Regions from separate parts of the Mus musculus genome. Here region 2 is linked to region 1. The links are chromatin loops, found by intact Hi-C in ENCODE. Cell type or tissue: left cerebral cortex. All regions are shown on one strand.

The links. A loop is a pair of places that touch in the nucleus more often than their neighbours do. Peaks named below come from ENCODE experiments on the same cell type or tissue, not always from the same donor. Only the 100,000 strongest peaks of a DNase experiment are listed, where the experiment ranks them.
Region 2: it touches region 1 in a loop (3-fold over the local background); 11 of 42 quality-filtered maps call a loop at or near these places.

What each region holds. Positions count from the first base shown.
Region 1 is chr16:54,982,539-54,986,538 of GRCm38, forward strand. No RefSeq gene overlaps it. Among named protein-coding and RNA genes, the nearest start is that of Gm22977, 12 kb to the left of the region's middle. In left cerebral cortex, a CTCF peak has its summit at 1,587 (motif pointing left); a DNase peak (open chromatin) is centred at 1,455; H3K4me3 peaks cover 441 bases; H3K27ac peaks cover 488 bases.
Region 2 is chr16:55,467,423-55,471,422 of GRCm38, forward strand. The region is part of intron 2 of Gm45968 (a long non-coding RNA gene); the gene reads right to left. Among named protein-coding and RNA genes, the nearest start is that of Mir5118, 25 kb to the right of the region's middle. In left cerebral cortex, CTCF peaks have their summits at 1,878 (motif pointing left) and 2,532 (motif pointing left); a DNase peak (open chromatin) is centred at 1,837.

The DNA.
Region 1 (4,000 bases):
ATAAGAAGATAAAGCGGTATAAGAATATGTTCTAGTGGCGTGTGGGGAAGGGGATGTCTCGGTGGGCCCATGCCAAGTCATCCCTTCCCCCCTGAGGAACCAGACACATGACGGTATAGCATGGAATACAGTTTATTTAGGGCACGGGGAGAGGAGTTAAGAGAGCAGTAGAGACAGAGAAAGGCAGAGAGAGGGAGAGAGTAGAGAAGTAGAACCCGGTCATGGCCACGTGGAGAGAGGGGAGAAGGGAATGGGGAGAAAGGGGGAGCAAGGGAGCAAGGAGCAAGATTATGAGAGTAGGAGAGGCAAAAAAGCGAGAGAGAGAGAGAGAGAGAGAGAGAGAGAGAGAGGGGGGGGCAAACAGCCCCCCTTTTTATATTGGGCCTGGCATACATGGCTATTGCCAGGTAACTGTGGGGAGGTAACTGTGGGGGTGGAGTCCTGACAGAATACTAACACACATTATTTATACCTGCTTTGGAAAATTCAGGTGAAACAAGTTTTATGTCTGCAAAGACCTAAGGTGTGGACTTCAGGGAAAGGAAAGCGTCAGCGTCCACACCACATCAGACATCTAGACAAAAGGGCTGTGGAGCAGCATACGCGAAGTGGAATATGGAGGAGGGGTTGGGTCTCTGCTCATACTAACAACGTAGGTTAAGGGTGAGACACACCCTCCGCTCATTTCAGGCATATTCCTAATAATTTTCTCCTTGTTTCTCTTCCTCTAGAAATAAAATTGACAGGACTTTTAAAATGTCTAACAAAGTACGTCTTAACAAAATGGGCAAGTTACTCCTCTTATTGACACTAAAAACTGTCTAAAGAATATGACTACAAACTCAAGATCAGAGCTGGGAGTAGCAGCCCACTGTACGCCAGCCCTGAAGAGGTTGTAAAAAGACTGACGTGAGTTCGAGGCTAGCATGTACTACATAATGCGTTCTAGGATGCTCTGTGCTATAGTTAGACTCTGTCTGGGGGAAAAGATCAAATAAATAGGAACCTAAGGAGTTTCTGAGAATACTAACTACAGGTTTGAGATCAATTCTTGACATGTCATTATATATACATAGCTTTGCAATTTAATGCGTTTTGTTTTGATGGGTAAAAATAAGATTCATATCACGACGGAAAACACTGCACAGCCCCTGAAAACCCAATATGCCGATCTACATTTATGGGAAAACCCGCCTGAAAAATGTGTCCATCTCTTGACACCTCTCTACAGCTGAGGCCCCATCTCAGGAGGAGCATACTTGAGCCAAGCTTGGTCAAACCTCACAGCATCTGATCAAGTGTATTGCCCTTGGTGCCTGGTAACCGGATACTGCAGCCAAGACAACCAACTCCGTTTTTCAATTGCAGTCCTCCTGTGAGCACCGCATGACATTCTCAACCAGCTGGTTGTCCTCTCATTTGAATAAAAGTAAAAATAGCAAACAAAGAGGGGAAGGAAAAGTGACAAGCTGAAACCTGTAAAGAGGGTGGGGGGAAAGAAGGACAGACAAGGTACAGAAAATTTGCTACAGAATGAGAAGGGGGTGGGGACCGATGTGCCCATACTGCCATCTAGTGGCCATGCCACGTGAGCCCCGCCAAAACGCTCCGAGAGCGATTTTTTTTTTTTTTTTGACTTAATAGAGAAAAGGAAATTTTGTCAAGTGGAAAGAAGACTGTTTTGAGCACCAATAAGTCCTGTCATTTGCCACCAGACTGTGTGAGGAACGGTGAAAAAACCTCATCTTGCCTGCTTGAGGCTTTGGTAGACGAGACCCTCTTTTCAATTTTTTACTTCCCAACACCACAGGGTTTTCGTATTTGTGTCATAATAATAATAAAGTTAGGGTTCTTCAGTTAGGGTTAAGTTCCAGATAAACAACTAATGATTACTTCACTGTAAGCAAGCCACATGTCTTGCAGAGAGTATACCAATATAAACAAAAAATAATTGTTGATTTGAGGTTTTGGTTTGAGGTCAAATACCTAATCAAAAATTAATTATGATGTTTCTGTTAGGACTAAAAGAAGCGGTGAGAAAAATATTAATGTTATCATTTTTGTTACTGTGACAATACTTCAGATATTGAATGATTATTTAAAAAGTAATATCTTAAGTGTGAGATTAAATTCTTAATTGATCTTTTCTACTGAATTCACATTTGTTCTGGAACACATATCTCTGAACTAAAAGTTGGTGGTAGGTAGATGAGATTTGAAAATCTCAGACATTCAAATATGCTCCCAACTAATAGCATGCATTGATTAGAAACCCATATAAATGTATTCCATTATCTGACTGTTACTAGCTCTGAGCTTATCTGTAGGTGAACACAGTAGTACAAAATGTACTTACCAAGGAAGCCTGCCCCATAAGGACAGCCTGACTTTCCATGGAAACCACTGTCTAAAAAGACCTAAGTGTCTAACGACTTCATTCTTTACTGTTAACACTTTGACTACATCACCAAGTCTTGTATTCAAGTGATTGGCTTTTTATAAAGTCGTTCTAATTTCACTTCATTTTATTTTGGTGAAGGTAAGGTTTAAGTGTCTCACTGAACAAGGTTAAAGCATTCAGCTGCATGGAGATTGGGTGGGTAGAACGATCTATATTGAAGACAGCCTATTCATCTGATGGATGGAGCAAAATCTTCCAGAAGTGTGTGTGTGTGTGTGTGTGTGTGTGTGTGTGTGTGTGTGTGTGTGTACACTTTGGATTTTTTCGCCTTGTGTCAGTCATCAATAAAAATTAAAGGGTTTCTTAATATGTGAGACAACAATGTCATTTAGTGCTAAAAATCACAATGGTAGGTCAAGGAGCACTTACCTGTAAGTTAGTAACTGACTGTATTCACTATCCTTTATCTGTCACCAAATAGAGCGGTTTTCCAGTTCCATTATTCCCTATAGGATCAGCAGTAAGACCATGAGTCATCTCAGCCCCCATTGTCACACCTCTCTGAATAGCCAATACACGAATGTCTCTTCATTGCTAATTAACACTAGGAGAAAAGTTTCCCATGGCTTAATTTTAATCATCCAAGTGGGTTACAATCTAATCAGTTGTTAAAAAGGAAAATAAAACTAAACCAAAGCTAGAAGTACTTAGTGATAGGAAGCAAATCACCGTGAAAGTCCTGCAGTAAGCTATACTCAATGTATGGCAAGTTTATTCAGTTGTTACAGCATCATTTGACATAGATAATGATGGCATTCACATGTAGTCCTGCCACAGGGAAACAGAAACAGGAGGATAGCCGGGGCTTGCTAGCCAACTATCATTGCTAAGTTAGCAATACCTAGGTTCAGTGAGAAACCATATCTCTAGAAATAAGATAAAGGAGTAGAAAGATGGCTCAATGTGTGAAGGTCCTTCCCACCCAACACTGATACTCTGGATTCAGTTCCCTTGTCCCATATTTTATGAAGAGAACTGACTCAAAGGCTGTCTTCTGATATCCACACATGGACTGTAGCTTTTGAGTCAGTTCTAACCTAAAATAAATAAGGAAATTAGCTATAGAAGAAAACATCTGACTTTAACCTTAAGTGGACACACATATGCCCACACATACAGTTCTCTCTCTCTCCCTCTCTCTCTCTCTCTCTCCCCCTCTCTCTCTCTCTCTCCCCCCTCTCTCTCTCTCTCTCCCTCTCCCCCCCCTCTCTCTCTCTCTCTCTCTCTCTCTCTCTCTCTCAATTCTCAAATATATCTGAAAAGGCAAAAAAATCCAGAATAGTGAAAACAATTCTTAACAATAAAAGAACAGCTGGGGGAATCACCATCCCTGACCTCAAGCTTTACTACAGAGCAATACTAATAAAAACTGCATGGTATTGGTGCAGAGACAGACACTTTGATCAATGGAATAGAATTGAAGACTCAGAAATAAAACCATACACTTACTGTCACTTGATCTTTGACAAAGATGCCAAAAATGAACAATGGAAAACAGAAAGCATCTTCAATAAATGGTGCTGTTCTAACTGGCTGTCT
Region 2 (4,000 bases), 480 kb after region 1:
CCACGCAAACTGATATAGTGATCACCAGCCATGTGTAGCTATTTAAATTTAAGTCTAAATTAGTTGACATATGAATATAGAATTATTAAAATTAAGCAGAATGCAGAAATGAATTCCTAATTTGAATTTCCTCCTGCTTAAGTGCTCAGACGCTACATATCATTAGTGCCTGACATGATGCTAATACAGGTACAAAATATTTTAATTTCCATGGAATGTCTTTTGGAAAGGAGCTACTCCATACTTTCTTGCTACACTATATTCCTCCCTAAATCCCTGCATAAAAAGAAAGAGTACTGCTTTATAATACCGTTCACCTTGTAGGTAACTGTCGCAAGACCTCTTGGTTATATTGATCAAGTTGCTGCTGATTAGCAAGGTTTACTTATACTTTATAAGATCAGTGAGACAACTTCACATTGACTCTCAAGAGTCCCTTCTTTCCCCTTCTCCCATGTTTGAATTGAGACTCTTCTGTCATTACAAAGAGATCACGAACACAGAGCACACTCCAGGAGAACTGACCCGCATTCTCCTTTTACACTATATCCCTAGGCCATCCCCACCACAGTGGCAATAGAATAAAATAGAATTAGGTCATTCATTCAGGTCTCACAGATATCCCCATTCATGAAGTCATCCATTCTACAAATAGTCACAGAAAACAGCTATATCCCTAGCCATGTGCTAGCCACCAAAGGCACTGCAGTGGAGGAAATGGATATGCTTTGGTGCTTACACTCTAGTGGAAAACAATGAGCACATGTACAAGACAAAAGTACCAAATGATGAAGCCAGAGCCCTGACGTCGTCTCCTGAGTTAAAATTTTGGAGCAAACGACAGAGTGATGCTTGAAAGATAAGATCACTTTTAGATTATATAAGAAAAGGAAGAATGGCAGAAATGTGATTGCAAACAGTACTAACACCATAGTTCAAAGCTTTGAAACTTAAAAGAACAAAAGCAGAATTAGAAAGCTCACTTATTGCGGTAGAGCAGGGATGGGCAGAGATCCAAGTAAGGCCACTGTGTCACCACCTGATCCGAATGTTTTAAAGTGGCTGTGATTGTACAGAATTCACAGAAGTGGGGTGAGAATGGATCCACGGCGAACATTCCTGGGGTTCTCTGTAGAACTGAGCTTTGGGAAACAAGCTGGAGTAAAGCTGAAAGGTAGAGAATGAACCTTAGGGCGGGATAGCTGTATGTTTACTGCAGGGGAGGACTGGAAAAGAGAGGGGAGTTTTTTAAAATGACTCCCAGGATTCTGGTTTTAAGGATCTTTTGGATGTTAACCTGCAAACACTGGGGGAATGTGGCTTTGGGGAAAACCAGGCTGTAAAGTTAGCTTGGAGACTAGCTGAATTAAGAGTGCCTATGAAATGCTAAACAGGGTACACAGACTAGGCAGCATAGATCTGTGGGTCATTATTTATTATTATTATTATTATTATTATTATTATTATTATTATTATGTTATCGGTGACAATAAAGTCATGGGGTCGATGAAATCATCCCTGAGAGAGAATGTGGTGAAAGGAAATGAGTACAGCTAATATAGACACACACATACACACACGCATACACACACACACATGCACACGCACGCATGGGGGTAGAGAGAGAGAGAGAGAGACCTTCATGGTATCTACAGCATGATAAACAAACACCCCATTCGTAATCACCCAGGATTCAGTCTCATCTATTGAATATCTTCGGTTGGCAAAGGTTCCCTTTCCAGATTTCCTGCAGGTTTTCACACGTCTAGATCTTCATTCCTACCACTGGAATAGAGCAGTGAGCTAGAGATCCCCTGGCTCTGAGCCAACAGACAGGCTCGCACCATTCCTTACCACACACTGCCATCTGCTGGCCTTCACCCAAGAGAGGAACTCCTAGCTCCTCTTTATGTTATTTAGACCTTTTAGGTTGTCTCCTAAGAAAACTAAGCAGTTGTCACTATTTTATTTTTTGTGATCTCATCAACTTCCCTGTGATTCATAGAGAAAAATCAAGTTATACAGTAAAATTCATCCATTTCTCTGATCCTTTATTCAAATATTGTTTATGTAAATGTCAAAACATATAGGCACCTTTAATACAGGGAAGAAATTGAAATAATTGTTGCCATAAATTATAATAGACATGCTTCTATAACATCACAATGCTTCTTATTTAGTTTATGAAATTCAGTCAACTTTGAATTAGAGTCTTTTTCCTAGACATAAACCAAATTTTATACCAAAATTATTTTTATGGTTGATAAAGCAAAACTTCATGGTTTCCATGTCAGTCACAAACTTCTGAACACAGCTCCAACCTTAAAAAGCAGCATAAAGTAAACTTCATGTAAAACTAAGTAATAAACAATATAAAAGTATACTTTCTGTCCATTTCTGTATCTCCTCACTTGCAGATATGTGTAAATTTACAAAAGAAAAAAAAAAAAAAAAGACTGGAGAGATGGCTCAGAAGAGCACTGGCTGCTCTTCCGCGGCAACCACATGGTGGCTCACAACCATCTGTAGTGAGATCTGATGCCCTCTTCTGGTGTGTCTGAAGACAGCAACCGTGTACTTAGACATAATAATAAATAAATCTTTTTAAAAATTGCAAAAAGAAAGAAATAAAGAAAGGGAGGGAGGAAGGAAGGAAGGAAGGAAGGAAGGAAGGAAGGAAGGAAGGAAGGAAGAAAGAAAGAAAGAAAGAAAGAAAGAAAGAAAGAAAGAAAGGAAGAAAGAAAGAGAGAAAGAGAGATGAGAGAGAAAGAAAGAAAGAAAGAAAGAAAGAAAGAAAGAAAGAAAGAAAGAAAGAAAGAAAGAAAGAAAGGAAGGAAGGAAGGGAGGGAGGGAGAGAGGAAGGAAGGAAGGAAGGAAGGAAGGAAGGAAGAAGGAAGGAAGGAAGGAAGGAAGGAAGGAAGAAAGAAAGAAAGAAAGAAAGAAAGAAAGAAAGAAAGAAAGAAAGAAGGTTCAAACTTTCAAGGATCAACTGAAATGCACATAAGGCTATTATGTAACTCTACTTAATTCAAACAATTTCAGTTTGGGCTAAATATCAATAAAGAAATACAATAAAATGGATTAAGATTTAGAATTCAATGATGTCATCATCACTTATTATAACTCTAAAATTTTTGAAAGATAAGAATTTGAACACTCCTCTGTCACATGAGTATTATATATATCATTCAGTTGTCATAGGAGAAGATAAAAGACCAAAGTCAATCATCAAATGACTTAAATGATACAGCAAAACCAAAGAACCAATGTAAAATCCTATCGCTCTTAATTACCGAAGTCCCCTACAGTACTGTCGCTTATACAAACATCGCTACGCATTATAATTTGGTCTTTCATCAAAAGCTACACAGAATGTTCACATCTGTCAGTGCTTACTTCGGGCCCTCACTATAAATTGTGTAATCATTGAATGAATCATTGATGAATAAATATGGAGGATGCTGGGCTCTGCAGCAGTAAGCGATGAGTTAAATAAAACAATGACTGCCCTTGCAGCAGCTTGAAGCCCCGACACAGCCGCTGCGTAAATCAAGTGAGACAGAGATGGGAAAGTGCTCAGAAAGTCATAAATCATACAAGGAAAGCGTCACTGGCCTCATACTAAAGAAGAGTTAGAACACAAACATTGCCGCAGAGAACGGCTCCAGCATCAACAAACACGGATGCGGGTCTAACCAGGGGCATGAAATTAATTAGATGAAATATACAGCAAAGTTGGAAAGTGTGCGGCCACTGAGATGACAGGTCTCGGCTCTGATACTTCTCACCAATTTTTTGACCTGAGGATTCGACGTGAAGCAGTTGGGTGAAACCTCTTACCCTAGTGTGTGTGTGTGTGTGTGTGTGTGTGTGTGTGTGTGTGTGTGTTGCTGTTCTGTGATTTCCTCTGTCTTGCTTCCCCAGAATAATACAGAATAGCAACCAAATGAACAACAGAAAGCCAGGTTGCCAGCAATGCCCCCTCTAAACTCAGGTCTGG